2 separate regions of the Mus musculus genome follow, and region 2 is linked to region 1. Evidence: chromatin loops called from intact Hi-C (ENCODE). Cell type or tissue: left cerebral cortex. All regions are shown on one strand. Each heading gives the region's core, and the rest is flanking DNA. Links, peaks and the distances in the headings are about the cores only.

Region 1 (8,342 bases), core at 203-8,202:
ATCTCAGACAAAGTCAACAGGAAACACCACACCAGCTGTCAGACCCCAACCCATCCCAAAACTATATATATACAATCCTATCCAGAAGGAATAAAGATGTGTGAGAATTACTCCATCGCCTAAGAGCATCCGTCTGTCCTGTAAGAGCTGTAACACTTCCTGGGGAAAGAACGCTTTCGATGCTAGAAGCTCCCCTGCACCTCTGCTTACTAGCTGAGCCCTCTACCAGCTCCGGAGGCTCAGTGCAGCAGGACAGCAGCAGCACCAGAGCAGCTGCAGCAATTGCACTTCCCCCTCGCTGGAACTGCCTGGACCAGAAATCTCGGCAGAGAGTGTTGGGCGCACAGACCGGCAAGCAATCAGACAAATGCACTCTGCAGTCGCTGGTAAATGTTTGTTATCCTTGAGTCTCAATAGTCTCAGAAATATAAACGATAACACGGGTGATTTTTCTTTTCCATTTTAATGTTTTTAAGACAAAGTGAACATACGGTGTATGTGCTAGAATTGTGAATCTCTGCTATATCTTTCCAAGTTGGGTAAAATATAGATAAGATTGGAAAGGCCAATTTAATGTAATCGGATGCCTCAACATATATTTGAAAGCATCATGTTCATAAGTTAATAATTGTTCATTGGGTTCCTGTCAGGTGGCAAGCGCAGCACAGGACACTAAATTGTAAGGAAAAGTCTAAGTACAACCTGGAACAAAAAAGCAGAATGGGAAATGAAGAGATTGAAGGTTTGGGTGTTCAAACCTGCATCACATCACAGAGCAAGACAAGAAAAGCCTGCTCTTTAGGTTGGGGCTTATTGAAATAAGAACAATATTCATAACCTACTGTGATATGACCTTAGTGATACACAAAAGAATAACTTTCATTTTACTGAGTGTAATTACATATTTTATATCCAATAAGGTAAAAGATAATATGTAAATATAAAGGTGTGTGAATCTGTGTGTGTTTCATGCAGTAGCTATGCTTTTAGAGGTACTATTGTTTAAGCCAGAGCAGCATAAAGCAAGTAAGTTAAGTTCAATTCCAAGAACTCTTACATAGTAATGGCCACTAGCTGTGGAGACCAAAAATCATGGGGACAGCATTAAAGGGACTAAAGATGAGAAAATATAAAAGTAGATAAGCCTGAGGTATTTGGGCTGCCACATTCCCGAGTTTATGATTTCCTCTAAGATTGTATAATGTTTAAAGTCTTAGACTAGAGAAAAATAGATCATCTATAGAGTAGAGATTTCAGAAGTACCCATACTCATGATCAGTAAATACTGTATAAATGTATGAAATTTTCAAAATTAAAAAAATTATTCATAAAAGAATGATTAGCCTAGAAAGGAAAAGGCTCTGCCCTTTCCACAACGGAAGTGGTTCAGTTTAGTCAGTCTGTCACGAAGACCCTGGTTGGCCCTGCTGGGGAATAGTGTTAAATCAGCGACTCAGTGCTGATTCCTTCTGATGGAAACTTTCAATTAGCAGCCATAGTCAGGTCAGCCTCATGTGGTTGGGTCGAAGCCTAAGTCCCTTTGTGATTAGCTTCAATGGTCAACTTGACATGATCTAGAGTCTAGTTTCAGTGAGGAACCTTCTAGATCCGGTTGACCTGCAGACATGTCTTGGGAGGTGGGGGTATCTTGATTAATTTATGTGGAAGACCAAGCTCGTCACAGATGTCTCTGGGTTTGGGTCCTGGAGTATGTAAGAATGAATGGAGAGTAAGAACGGAATGCTAAGTATGCATGTGTGTATTAATTCTCAGCTTTCCTCTGACAGTGGAAGTTTCTGCTTCAAGTTCCTGTCTTGACTTTCCCACAATGATGGACTGCAATGTGGGATTGTAAGCCAAACAAACCCTTTCTCAAAACAAAATAAACAAATTTAAAAAAAAAATTATCCAGTCTATCCATCCATGGGCCTTGGAAGATGATTCTGTGGATAAAATGATTCCCTTGACAATGTGAGGGTCAGAGTTCAGATCTCCAGCCACCATGTAAATCCCAGGTGTGTGTGGCACTCCGTGGGCAAATCTAGTGCTGAGAAGGCAGAAATGAGCATCTCCCTGAGCAAACTGGCAAATTATATCAGCTATGGCAGTAAGCTTTGGTTCATTTGAGATGGCCTCAATAAATGAGGAAAAGAGCAGTCCATCTCAACATCAGCCTCCACACTCACATGTCCAAATATATCTGCATACCCACAGATGTGCAGACACATATTAGTGCAATATGTGTGTATATATATACATATATAATGTATATATGATGTATGCCATATGCATATATATATAATAATGATACAATATATGATGCAATGCCTCTACCTCCTGAGTGCTGAGATTAAAGACGTGTACACACACCACCATGCCTGGCTTCTAAATTATTTCTTAAACTCAAATGATTTCTGCAAACTATGAAATATATTTTAATAAGAAAATTCCATTAAATACACATATGGATATACACATATATACATATATTCATATATGCAAAAATACACATGTTCACATATGCATATATTCATAAAAGGGTTCATAAAAGGGTTGTACTGACGGTCAAGGTATACTGTGTGTAAAATAGCTAGTGTATTATCAGTGGGGAAAAGCAGAAAAGAATAAGTAGATCTCACATATTTTCTCAGAAAATAATATATTTGCTCATATGTATGCAAATATGTATAAATAGATAGAAAATTGACTGGAAAATATACACCACAGTAAAAGTTATTATTATGGGTGAGGAGAATGAGATTTGAGTAAAACTTACTTTTTATCTTTTTCCTATATTGTTTAATATTTTAATGCCGGGAGTTCATTCCAGTAAAACAAGCATACAAGAAATAAAATGCTTGAGTGATATAATACTATATCAATTTATCATTTCTGCATAATGTGTAGATGTAGTTCTCTCTGAATTATTCTTTATTTCTTTTTCCACGACAGGATTTCTTTGTGTAACAGCATGAGCTGTTCTGGAACTCACTCTGTAGACCAAGTTGGCCTTGAACCTTTGCCTCTGCCTCCTGAGTGCTGAGATTAAAGGCATACACCACCATGCCCAGCTTCTAACTTATTTTTTAAACTCAAATGATTTCTGCAAATATGCCCTTAGCTTGGCACTATTGCACCACACCTGCTGAGGGCACAAATTGTACACACCAAATGGCGTGAACAATCTAATGTTGTTCCACTAGACAAAGAAATCTGTGTGGCATCTGGAGTTATCACACTGAAGATGTCTTCATTAGTTTGATTGATAAGTGACTTGGTAGCCCCAGTTCTGCAATGTGAGCATCTGTGTGCTCCCTGTGTCTTTCCAAATAGAAGCTCTTCACCCTAAAACCAGAAGCGCTGCGCTGTATTTAGACACACCCTTCTAATATTTAGATGTCTAATCAGGCCTTAGTCATTTGGTTAAGTTGGTTGTTTGGTTGGTTGGTTGATTGGCTGCGTTTGGTTTGGTTGGATTTTCAAGACAGAGTTTCTCTGTGTACCTTTGACTGCCCTAGAACTTGCTCTGTAGACCAGGCTGGCCTTGAACTCACAGAGATCCACGTGCCTCTGCCTCTCAAGTCCTGGGATTAGAGGTGTGTGCCACCATTGTGTCAGCTCAGGCTTTCTAATTATATTCATTTGGATCAGTTACTAAACTTTCCTAATGTTTTTTTTTTCTTTAAACTACAAAGAACAGCCACACTTTGCCTCAGTTGGTATGAAGAGCAAATAAGGTCACATGTGAAGACATTTTCTTTCATGTGAAAAGCACTCTATAAAATCAACTATTATGGATGGGATTTTTCCTGATGGAATTATGTGAGAATATTAAAGCAAAGACCCTAAGGAGATTTGCCAATATAAAGCTTTTTAAAAATGCAACATATATGTTATTCCCTGTATGGCTGTATAAAATAGTCATTCTGTCCCCTTTCCTATTGTTACTAATTAGCATGTAAACTACTGTATACACTCAGCATCATTTTGTGTCATTTTAAGCAAAATTCACTATATTTAAGGAAGATTCTGAATTTCCAAACTTTTCTTCACCTGATTGACTAGAATATAATATCATACCACAAGGGGTCAGTATTTCTTTTTGAAATTCCTCGGCCCTAAGCCCTCAATATGCTGGGATAAAGCGATGCGGCATCCCTTCTCAGGTCTAGATTCCAGGGACTTAGCATCCATGTCAAGACCAGCTCACAACCACTGGGGTGGGGGATCATGGCATTACACCTCTGAAAACACTCAAATAATTCCCCAAACAAGGTCACCGGGTAAAACGGCTGGAGGGATGTATTGTTGCCAACAGAATGGAAAAACAAAACAAAACAAAACAAAACAAATACATGGTTCTGGCTCTGGTTACCAAAGCTGTCTTGGTGTTATAAGCAGGTCAGAGAACACATTGCTGTTGTAACAACAGCAGCAATTAGTGGGTGTGAGAGAAACAAGACTAAGTGTTACTTCACCACCCTAATAGGGTCCATTTGGGAAATGTCAAGTAAAGAAAATCGTTGTCTCCTTGGAAACAGACAGCAGGAATCCTTTCCCAAGTGCTCCCCACTCCATGCTTACAGTACTGACTTATAGGAACTTCAGTTTAAAAGTACAGATGCAATAGATATATAACTCCATAGTTCTTTATATGATGGTGCTAATGACTTCTTATTCAGGGGTCAATTCAGAGGTCAGTAGGGATACCCGCTCTAAGGCTGAAAGAGTAAATACAGAAGACATAGCAGCAGCATGAGTCAAGCCTATCAATAACAGAAATGAGACAAAGCATAAGTCAGAGGGCAAAGTAGACTAACCTCCTTGGGGAAATGACATTCTCCCTTTGCCAAACACATTAAGTCACAGTTAGCTCATTATTTACACCTAGATAGGTTGTAGTCCTGAAACGCAATTAGATAAACAGCGAGGGCTGAGATGGAGCCAAAATTAAACTCCAAAAGACTAAGTCCAGAGCCAGGGCAACATCTGCAAGCAGGGTCCACTGCTCCCTGCAGGGCTAGGTCTAGACTACAATTCAAGATGCATGTTCAAATATTCCACAACTATTGCCCTAGGGCTGGGGAAACTGCATGGTTTGAGGGGGGAAGGGGGGTCTCAAGATCCTCTACACTCTAACCCAGCTTCTACCACCTCCAAAGGAAGGGAACTTGACTGAAAACTATGGAAGACTATTTCATTTTATAATCTAGGAAAACATTGAGAAAGCTCTATCAGTTTGATGCAAAGTCTATTTTTAGATACCTTCTATCCATGGCTGCTTGTTTCTCAAAGACATGCAGGAAACCACAGGTGTTTAAATTAATTTTTTTTTGTTCATGTGTTGGTTTGGATGGTTGAGACAGAGTCTTACTATGTAGCCATGGCTGTTCTGGAACTCACTGTGTAAGCCATGCTGACCTCAAACTTACAGAGATCTGGCATTAAATTCGGAGTTTTGCGTGGAGAGCTTTTGGGGGCCCACTTGGCAGGAAATTGACATTGGGCCAGGACAAGGAAATGGACTTCAGGCAGGAATTTGACATTGGGCCAGGACAGGGAAGTAAGATCAGGCAGGAATCTGATTTTAGCCTAGAACAAAGAAGTAGGCTTCAGGTAAGAATATGACTTTGGGTTATGACAGGAAAGTAGGCTCAGATAGCTTGATAAGTAAGCCCTTAGAAGCAATGATCGCTGGACTTTGTTTATTGTCTTGTTTGTTCCTTGACTATTTGTGTTTATTACCTTGCTTGTTCCTTAACCTAGAACTGAACTTATTACGATCATGTATCAAAATGGTATAAAAGCATACTAGGGAAAAATAAACCTGCTTCAGCCTCAGAACTGGTTAGGGTCAGTTCTAGCTGCTCCAATCTTTATTACATAGAGAAAGAAAAGGCTTCTACCCTTTTAATGCTAAGTGAATTAAACCCATGTTTGAAAGAAAAAAAGCTTTGTTTATTTTAATAAAACTAAACCTGCCTTGTCCTTATCATAGGACCTGTTCTGTCCCATGGTAAGGAGAAGCCTGCCTGCTCCTTCGGCTCTGTGACATCTTTTTTCCTCTTTCCCTCTGCATTCTGAACTTTGCTCTCTTAGTATTTTATGTTACCTATAATTTCTAAGTTATTCCACTCTGCATTTTCCTTCTAATCTAAAAAGTGTTCTGTCTTAAAACTTCTCCTCAGCTCAGTTCTTCTCACCTCCGCTCCCCTCATCTCAGTTCCTCAAATCTGACTCTTCTCTTTGTCCTCAGCCCTTAAACATCATTCAGAATGCGTGATCACATGTTAAAAAGTTCTTCAAAAGTTCACACAGAAAATCAAATCATAAATTGAAATAGAAGTTTACACCAGAGAATGTTTGCATGCATATCCATTAGGAGTAATTATCTGGCTAAACACCCATCACTTGTCTCAGCTCCACAGGTTCACTGAAGGTTTAAAACCATAACTAAGTTATAAGTGAAGTTTTTTTTTTTCCATTTTTTATTAGGTATTTAACTCATTTACATTTCCAATGCTATACCAAAAGTCCCCCATATCCACCCACCCCCACTCCCCTGCCCACCCACTCCCCCTTTTTGGCCCTGGTATTCCCCTGTACTGGGGCATATAAAGTTTGCAAGTCCAATGGGCCTCTCTTTCCAGTGATGGCCGACTAGGCCATCTTTTGATATATATGCAGCTAGAGTCAAGAGCTCCGGGGTACTGGTTAGCTCATAATGTTGTTCCACCTATAGGGTTGCAGATCCCTTTAGCTCCTTGGCTACTTTCTCTAGCTCCTCCATTGGGAGCCCTATGATCCATCCATTAGCTGACTGTGAGCATCCACTTCTGTGTTTGCTGGGCCCCGGCATAGTCTCACAAGAGACAGCTACATCTGCGTCCTTTCAATAAAATCTTGCTAGTGTATGCAATGGTGTCAGCGTTTGGATGCTGATTATGGGGTGGATCCCTGGCTATGGCAGTCTCTACATGGTCCATCCTTTCATCTCAGCTCCAAACTCCGTCTCTGTAACTCCTTCCATGGGTGTTTTGTTCCCAAATCTAAGGAGGGGCATAGTGTCCACACTTCAGTCTTCATTCTCCTTGAGTTTCATGTGTTTAGCAAATTATATCTTATATCTTGGGTATCCTAGGTTTGGGGCTAATATCCACTTATCAGTGAATACATATTGTGTGAGTTTCTTTGTGAATGTGTTACCTCACTCAGGATGATGCCCTCCAGGTCCATCCATTTGGCTAGGAATTTCATAAATTCATTCTTTTTAATAGCTGAGTAGTACTCCATTGTGTAGATGTACCACATTTTCTGTATCCATTCCTCTGTTGAGGGGCATCTAGGTTCTTTCCAGCTTCTGGCTATTATAAATAAGGCTGCTATGAACATAGTGGAGCATGTGTCCTTCTTACCTGTTGGGGCATCTTCTGGATATATGCCCAGGAGAGGTATTGCTGGATCCTCCGGTAGTACTATGTCCAGTTTTCTGAGGAACCGCCAGACTGATTTCCAGAGTGGTTGTACAAGCCTGCACTCCCACCAACAATGGAGGAGTGTTCCTCTTTCTCCACATCCTCGCCAGCATCTGCTGTCACCTGAATTTTTGATCTTAGCCATTCTGACTGGTGTGAGGTGGAATCTCAGGGTTGTTTTGATTTGCATTTCCCTGATGATTAAGGATGTTGAACATTTTTTCAAGTGCTTCTCTGCCATTCGGTATTCCTCAGGTGAGAATTCTTTGTTCAGTTCTGAGCCCCATTTTTTAATGGGGTTATTTGATTTTCTGAAGTCCACCTTCTTGAGTTCTTTATATATGTTGGATATTAGTCCCCTATCTGATTTAGGATAGGTAAAGATCCTTTCCCAATCTGTTGGTGGTCTTTTTGTCTTATTGACGGTGTCTTTTGCCTTGCAGAAACTTTGGAGTTTCATTAGGTCCCATTTGTCGATTCTCGATCTTACAGCACAAGCCATTGCTGTTCTGTTCAGGAATTTTTCCCCTGTGCCCATATCTTCAAGGCTTTTCCCCACTTTCTCCTCTATAAGTTTCAGTGTCTCTGGTTTTATGTGAAGTTCCTTGATCCACTTAGATTTGACCTTAGTACAAGGAGATAAGTATGGATCGATTCGCATTCTTCTACACGATAACAACCAGTTGTGCCAGCACCAATTGTTGAAAATGCTGTCTTTCTTCCACTGGATGGTTTTAGCTCCCTTGTCGAAGATCAAGTGACCATAGGTGTGTGGGTTCATTTCTGGATCTTCAATTCTATTCCATTGGTCTACTTGTCTGTCTCTATACCAGTACCATGCAGTTTTTATCACAATTGCTCTGTAGT
Region 2 (8,342 bases), core at 32-8,031, 1.1 Mb after region 1:
CTTGCTATGAAAACTAAAGTGCCATAATGAGATAGTTGGCCTAAAAAAAAAAAATCCAAATTCACTGTAAAGTCACTGTAATCAAAATGATATGATGGGTCTAAGGTATAGCCTAGTGGAATATTGCTCACCTGGGTATGTGAGGATCCGTATTGATGCCCAACTGTGTAAAATGGAGAGCAGCAGACCAGCACATTAAGGACACAGATAGACTAGAGAGCACAGGAGTAGATTTCAGTGTATAGGGGATTTGTTTTTTAATCAAGGGGAAGGGTATTTTACTTCACAAATAAGACTGGCCTAATTAGGTGTCTGTAAGGAAGAAGGCAAAGCCAGGCTCAGCCTCACGATTTACAGAGTAAGTGGTATCTTGATTAAGGTTAAAAAACTAAAGGGAGGCCAGCAAGATGTTTTGGTGGGCAGTGGCGCTCACCACCAAGCTGCGGTCAATCCTTGGCACCTCACTGGTGGACAGAAAGAACTGACTCCCTAACCTCTACATACCTGCGCGCGCGCGCACACACACACACACACACACACACACACTCACGGAGACACACACAGACACACGTGCACACAAATAAATGAATTAAGCACTTGCTAAAAACGAAAAAGTTAGAGGAAATGTTTATAGGGGAGAGCTTTTAAAAATAGGCTTGCAGATCCCCAACGAAAATTCAGACACCTCTATGGCAAAAAGCAAGGTCATTGTCTGACTGAATAGTACATTTATGTGAGGGAGAAAAAAAAAAGCCATGCTCCTTTCTGAAGACGAGTCATTGTTGCTGCCTTCTCACAGAGAACATCAACTAGCTACAATGTGAACAATGCCAGACCAGAAACAGGCTGCAGGCTGGCCAGGCTGCAGGGTTAACTGAACAAGACCTTGTAAGCCATCTACACACAGGCAGTACTGGAGGGCGACATAGGAGGGACTTGTAACAAAGAACAGAAAATAGGGACAATGCCGACTACCAGATGTATTTAGGAGTCCACCAACTAATTTCTGATGGAACAAAGAATCATGCAGTACAAATTTTAAAATGTGGGGAATGATGTGAATGCTCAAAAACGTACCATAACATGCTAAGTGTCTTCTAATTTTTTGTTTTGGTCACTTAAAAATAATTGAAGATAATTTGGCCAGAACTAACACAAAATCTTAACCAAAGCTCAGTTTTAAAAAGATACCTATCATTTTTTTTTAATGTGTTTACTTTCGGGCTGTGTACTGGTTTGTATACCATGAAATCACTCACAACACAGGCCAAATGTAATCGCTGGGAGGTAACAGCTTTCTTGTATCTCATACTCAATGCGAGGGTCATTTAGAATTACAGACATTTCCTGACCGCCAAGGAGCACAGTAGACATCTTAGCCTTCTGGGAGTCTATTAGTAGGGATTCGGTGACTTAGTCTGCAAATTTTGCTTTAAAATAATTACAAAATATAAATGCCAGCTTGTGAAGAAAATAATGGTTTTCCCGGATCGACTCCTTCCTAAAATGTTCCACGGCTTAATTTTGATTCTTGTTGTAGATAAAGCAAGCATATTTCACTGGACGAGGCGCATTGTCGCTAGCTGTGACCGAGTGATTATTTTTTTTTATTGTAAGTGCAAAAATAAGCACTTTCTGGTAATGGCTCAAATTACATTGATTTTCACAGTTATGGGCTTACCTGAAGCCCGCTGTTAATCACTCACATAATGCTAATCATGTCGCAAGCTCTTTCTTAATTAAACCCACTTAGTAAGGAACAGCAAGAACAAAGCAAGTCCAAACTAGGAAGCTCTGCCTCTCTGCCTTTCTTCCATTGACGTGGACTCCACACCATTCTAACCTGGTCTTTGTTTTATTTCCAAGACAATTTCTTTTTACGGTAGAGCCATATTTGTTAGCCCACCCTTCAGCTTTGATTACAATTTCTTTCCTAAAATGTAAATTGGGTTTTTTTCCCCACACGGCCTTTCACAAGAAAATGATTAAATGTTTCTTGATGAAATAGGCTGATGTAATATTCTGCAAAATTATTCTGTATTTTAAAGAAGATATTACTGGACCTTCAGCTTAATTGGGAGAATTGTTTTATTTATGATTGATGTAAACTAAATACCCTAAGCAAGTGCCGGAATACACTGATAAACATGGCCCCGTGTGAAGAATTTGTAAAGCAACACTGCCACCAAGAGGTAAAATAGGGAAAAACAAATTAATTGAAAATTAATCTTGAAAAACCTATTATGTTCAGATAGCTGATCTGTACTTAGTATGATTGCTAACGATAACAATCTAGCTTTTGGGCTACCATTGTCAGCGTTCAGTGCCCACAGCCTTTGATAGCTCCTATTTGCATTTTGCATACACACACACACAAGGCAACCAGTGAAAACTATTTTGGAAGAAGATACTTTATCAATGTAATGAAAAGGCTTCAGAGTAGCTGATTTGCCAGATAGTCCTAATATTATGTAAAGGACGTTCCCAGTGCAATAAGGGGACGGTGAGGTTAGAAATAAACTCAGAGGAATTAAAAAGAGTTAACCACAAGCACTTTGGGCTAGAACAGCAGTCCCCTGCTGCAGAGCTCAGCCAGTTCCCAAAACAATTCTGCAAAGCTCAGCAAGAAAGCTTCCACCTGACCTGGAAATTCACAAGATACAGAAGTGGTTTCGACTGTGGAGAGATAAGGGGAAAGGGGACAAGGGGGAGGGTGGGGAGGACAAAAGGAGGGGGACGTGTGGGTTATTTTTAGTCGAGAATGGCACAAGCATTCGGTTACTAAAACCATGTAACACCCACAAAATAGTCTCTCATGCCCAACTGAAGCTGGGAACACACTGTCCTTTCTGTGGCGATGTTTTAAGGGAGTTACTTTTACTGTCTCTCCTCCCCCCCACCATGCCTGAAAATGAGATGGGGCACACAGATCTTTAGCTTACTTAGAATTAAGTAAATGTGGGGCTTATTGATATTTAAAACAAATTGGCTTCAGGTTCGTGATGTACCCTCGAGATAGGTTATGGAAACTCACATTTTAACGCCGCACCTTAAAGTGCTGCCAAATTTCCATTCCACCATCTAATCCGCACCACACCTGCTGGGGTGCCTTGCCCCACGCTCTGACCTCTGCCGCTGGGTTTCCAGGTCCGTGTCTCCAGCGGGGAGGATCTCCACTTCCCCGATCAGATCCGTGAAGTCGCCACTGCTCATTCGCAAGACTCAGACCACCACCATGGCCACAGGCCCCGAGGTGCCTCCCCCTTGGAAGCAAGAGGGCTACGTGGCCTCCTCGACTGAGGCTGAGATGAGAGAGACGACAATGACAAGCTCTACCCAGATCAGAAGAGAAGAGAGGTGGGAAGGGAGATACGGGGTCCAGGAGCAAGTGACCATCAGTGGAGCCGCGGCTGCTGCGGCCAGTGCGTCGGTCAGCTCGTCATTCACGGCAGGAGCCATCACCACTGGGACTAAGGAGGTACCGTCAGAACCCTTTCCTTTCTCCATTTCATCTTCTGGTTCCTCTGATCCAGTTTCAGGCATGGACTGCACAGGTTAGAGAGGAAATGCATAGGAGCCTAAAACTACAATCAATATGGTTGTCCTTTATCAAAGCATCTTTTTTGAGTCAAAGACTAATCTGTGAGGCTGGCATAATGTATGAATTTTAATGGTGCTGGCCTTGTCTTTCTGGGCAATGATAGGTAAATTACATATGCATATATTTTGCTCTTCCTGGTCATTAAGGGTTTGTAACTTTTCTACCATGGGTGTTGTTTTAGAAAGCATTGTACTTGTTGATACAGGTGAAACAAGAGACAGACAAGAGTGCAGCTGTTGCGACTGTCGTTGCTGCTGTTGATATGGCCAGAGTGAGAGAACCAGCCATCAGTGCTGTAGAGCAAACTGCTCAGAGGACAACCACGACTGCTGTGCATATACAACCTGCTCAAGAACAGGTAAGCACAAAGCCACCAGGGGGTGCTAGAACGGCCCCGGCTCAACTCTGCTCTTAGTAATTGGACATACAAATCCCCTGCTGAACCACACAGTGCTGAAGGCAGTGGCCCAGGCTTTAAAAGCTTCCCGAGGAAGCTAGAAATATCAAATGTGTTTAAGCTGTAAATATCACAGGAGCAGACCGGGTCAGAAGAAATACCTGGGCTGTGTGAGGCGAGCAAAAGTTAACTACTGTTTTCAAGGCATCCAGGGACTGTGGGAGCCTGGCAGACATGAAACAAAAGGCAGGTCAAATCTGAGTGCAGATTTCCATAGCTAGTTGTGGAAGCTACATTTTCAAGGGTTGGCATTAGATTTCTCTAAGTTCCCGGAAGGACCACGGCTTTTACTTTCCTCAAAACAAATGTGACATTTTGATTCTCGGCTGCAAAGCAATATAAATGCAAGGCCACCTCATGTGTAAACAGGCTCTGTTAGTCTAAAAGCTCTCTCACTCTCCTCCCTGTCCTGTGGGTTGATTGTTACCGCTTGGTCCTGATGTAGCAGCGTACACTTCCAAGTGGTGTGGACTGAAATGGCTCCTTTCTTTTGTCAATGAAAATCAGGCGAGAAAAGAGGCGGAGAAGACCGCAGTAACCAAGGTTGTAGTTGCTGCCGATAAAGCCAAGGAACAGGAACTAAAATCACGAACCAGAGAAGTGATGGTGACAACGCAAGAGCAGACTCACATATCTCATGAGCAGGTGGGGTGAACTTTGATTTGCAAATGTGCCAACACCTAAGATGACCTTTTACTGTGAAGCAGGTTAATTCTAGGGCCACGTGTCTAGTTTCACACAAATAGCATCCTCCTCTCATGTATGTCTATTCCTGAGCACTTGACACCAGTGCCCCTTAGAGTCACTAAGTATTCCTACTGGAAATAAAATGAGGATTCATCTCATCTAACATATATATATAGTGTAAATCATTTACACTGATTATAGGTTAAATGTGTGGCTATGGATAGGGAACAGGCAGAGTGAGAACGGAAAGATGATGCAGGTGTTGTGGATGAAACAGGCAAGAATGTAAGGGAAAACAGAATATGCTACATTAAAAGCTTGGTGCCGCTTCCTGACCCCTTGGACATTAGCACATGGGTTTCATATAGGATGTATGACATACATACCTACATGTAGTAGGTTGAATAGTGAGAGGTTGGACTAAAAAGCACTTGTGGACAGATGGGAGAAGGCCTGTTGGTAGAACTGTTGGTCAGGGGAGACAGTTGATTATAGGATAATTTGAGAAAATTAATTTTCAAGTCCCTTTCTGCCCTGTGGTCCTGAGGTTCAGTGATAAGATACCCAAGGATGGGAAGGACTTACTCTTTAGACATCAAATGGAAGTGAAACATCCTTCCATGGCTCAGGATTGGAGCAATACATTGACCAAGATAGTAACCAAAATTGTGTCTCCATTTTAGACAAGCCTTGATATTCAAAACCATTATTGTATGTTTAAAAAAAAAAAAGACAAAATAGAGTAGGAAGGCAGACTGTAAATTATGCTTGGATTTTCACATTAAAGTAAGGAGCCAGGCAAAATTACTCCTTGAGACTTCCGTAGTAATATTCTGAGGTGTAAGATTACTTTTGGCTGATAGAATTAGCACCTAATTAAATTACCATATGACCACCTATAGAAGGCACAAATCTTGCTAAGGTAGGTAGCCACTGTCTGTAAAACAAGCAGTCCTGAGTCCGACATTCCATTTCCCCTAAAGAGACTAATGCATGGTTCAGAGAGCAAACAAATGTGCTCGTATTAATTAAGATGTGAAGATTTAATTAACGATATCAGAAAGGGAGGTTCACTCTCTCGATTTCCTACTTTGTTGGATCTGATGCTGGGTTAGCCCCATTGTAGATTTGGAAACAATAAGGTCCTGTTTTTATTCATTGATTGCAGATAAGAAAAGAAACTGAAAAAGCATTTGTACCAAAGGTAGTGATCTCCGCAACCAAAGCCAAAGAGCAAGAAACTAGAATCACGGGAGAAATTACTACAAAACAAGAGCAAAAGCGAATAACTCAAGAAACAGTAAGTCTGGCTTTGATCCTTACAAATGGCTCATTTCCAGTCATCAGCTGTGTGTACATTATACCCAGAGCTTCAGACCAGACTCTCTTTCGTGTCTCTTCCTCCTACTGTTGACCAGTGTCCAGGGTTAGAACTCTTTTGTGTTCACTGTTCTGTGTCCACGTGAGCAGTGCACGTAAACTGTGCTCGAACAGTTTTGGAGGTTATCCTAGAACTTCAGATCAGACATAAACAGAAGGTGCACCGCACTTCTGCCACTAGCCACTAGCACATCAGTTTTGCACATGTAACCTGAGTCCTCCGTCACTCAGATTGGGACATTTAGCCATTGTGCAGTTGTAAGACACATACCTATCTATGCTCACCTGCTGACACACATGCACACACCTTAGCCCCAAGCACTTTAACTAAGCAGCAGTTGCCCATTAGAGAAGACAGCACCCATAATTCCTGGGTGATAAACACTGAAGTAAACATATAGGATATAGGAAGACATAGCCTATGTATGATATATATGTATATAAACACATGTATATGCAATGAATGTGTGTATATATATATATATATATGAGATTGATGTCACTGAAGACTACTTTTCTTCCCTCTGTCACCAAGCTTGAAGGGACAGGAGCTTTTATTTTGAATTCTTTGACCCATGCTGTCCTCAGAGCTCCTGTCTGATCTAAGAGCTACTTTCTTTTGAGAACATTGTACTTATAAAAAGGCTAACCATAGTCATCTGCCCAGGTTTCCCTTACCTTGTCCTCAGGACAAAAGGGACTTCGTGTGGCCTGGGAGTCAGGCCAGGCAAGATTGGAGCATAGGAATCTTTGTGACCATTGCAACATAGCAGACTGATGAGTTCAGCCAACCTCAGTTTTCAGCCATTCAGCAACAACAGCCATAGCCCAAAGAGATCACCTTTTCAGTCCTGGCATAATTTATTAAGTTTGGCAGCAATGTTTATTGCTCAGAAAAGCAGCGGCAGGTGGTAAGCCCACACTTAGACCTCTGACACAGGGGGTGTGACATTTTCTACCTCATCACTGAGCCTTCCGCATTCTGAATATGGCCTGGCCGTCTTACTGTTCCTTATGGGACCTTTAAACTCAAACCTTCATTTTACTCCACAATGTCAGATAAGACAGGAAACTGAGGAAATTGCTGCATCCATGGTAGTGGTTGCCACCGCCAAGTCCACAAAACTAGAGGCAGCTGTGGGAGTTCAAGAAGAGACTGCCATACAACAGGATCAAATGCACCTCACTCATGAACAGGTGATGACTTCCTGCTGGTGTGAAAGTCACCCGTGCATCACGTCACCGTCACCTGCAGCCATCCACGTCATCACGGCTCTTAAGCATCTCTTCTCTCCACAGTCTCACGGCCCCTTACCACCCATCTGGCTTTCACTCTCATTCCTAACTCTCAGCTTTTCTTTGGATTGCTACTAATAGATCATAATTCAACTTAATGTCTTCCTGTGAAGGCAGACTCCAGAATTCAAGACAAAATTATGTAGTTTTAAGTGTCTATTAGAACGCTGCATAGGTTATAATGTAAAGTGTGTGACAGAAAGAGGGGATATGTATGTCTCCGTTGTTCTTTTCTAATCCCATTTTTCCTTATAGCTGTACCCATGTTGGTATTTTTGCCAGGAAATACTATGGATAGTCATGACAATCCAATGATGTTTAATGAAATATCTATGGATAATAGGAAAAACTCTGCCTCTTTTTTCCCAGTTAATTTGTTTTTTTTTTAATTAGAGACTCATGAGATTTATTGACATTTTCTTACCTTTCTCTTGAAATCATATAACTAGATGATGAAGGAAACTAGGAAAACAGTGGTACCCAAAGTCATAGTTGCCACGCCCAAGATTAAAGAGCAAGATTTAGTATCAAGAAGTAGAGAAGCCATCACTACCAAAAGAGATCAAGTTCAAATAACTCAGGAAAAGGTGAATTAACACATGTGAAAAGTTCATCTTTAAGCTAATGTCTAGTAAACCATTAACTATTACATAGTATGAATTATTAATCTGTTTTTCTGTTGAGGTTCATAACTAAATATAGTAAACACGTGATTGAGTGCCATGAGTGTCTCCCTCACCGCTTGGTTTTCACACACCCCCTATAACATTTGTAATTCATTTTGTTCAACACTATTATTTGCATGAAATTAGCATTTTAGTTTCATTTTTAAAAGCAATATAGGAGAGCATCTAGAGACTATTTTACAACTAACATTGCTACATTCTGTGACTCCCAGTCATTCTATACAAATACTGCTAA

The links. Peaks named below come from ENCODE experiments on the same cell type or tissue, not always from the same donor. Only the 100,000 strongest peaks of a DNase experiment are listed, where the experiment ranks them.
Region 2: a loop joins it to region 1, with 6 times the contacts of the local background. A loop is called at or near these places in 3 of 42 quality-filtered maps.

Annotation. Positions count from the first base shown.
Region 1 is chr2:78,017,900-78,026,241 of GRCm38, reverse strand. No RefSeq gene overlaps it. Among named protein-coding and RNA genes, the nearest start is that of 4930440I19Rik, 29 kb to the left of the region's middle. In left cerebral cortex, for the core only: a CTCF peak has its summit at 4,064 (motif pointing right); a DNase peak (open chromatin) is centred at 4,216.
Region 2 is chr2:76,964,757-76,973,098 of GRCm38, reverse strand. Ttn (titin) reads left to right here. Exons shown (of 313, transcript NM_011652.3): 7 at 3,148-3,478; 8 at 3,807-3,959; 9 at 4,566-4,703; 10 at 5,914-6,045; 11 at 7,185-7,322; 12 at 7,871-8,008. Among named protein-coding and RNA genes, the nearest start is that of Ttn, 14 kb to the left of the region's middle. In left cerebral cortex, for the core only: CTCF peaks have their summits at 2,194 and 3,972 (motif pointing right); DNase peaks (open chromatin) are centred at 1,807, 2,236 and 3,986; H3K4me3 peaks cover 578 bases.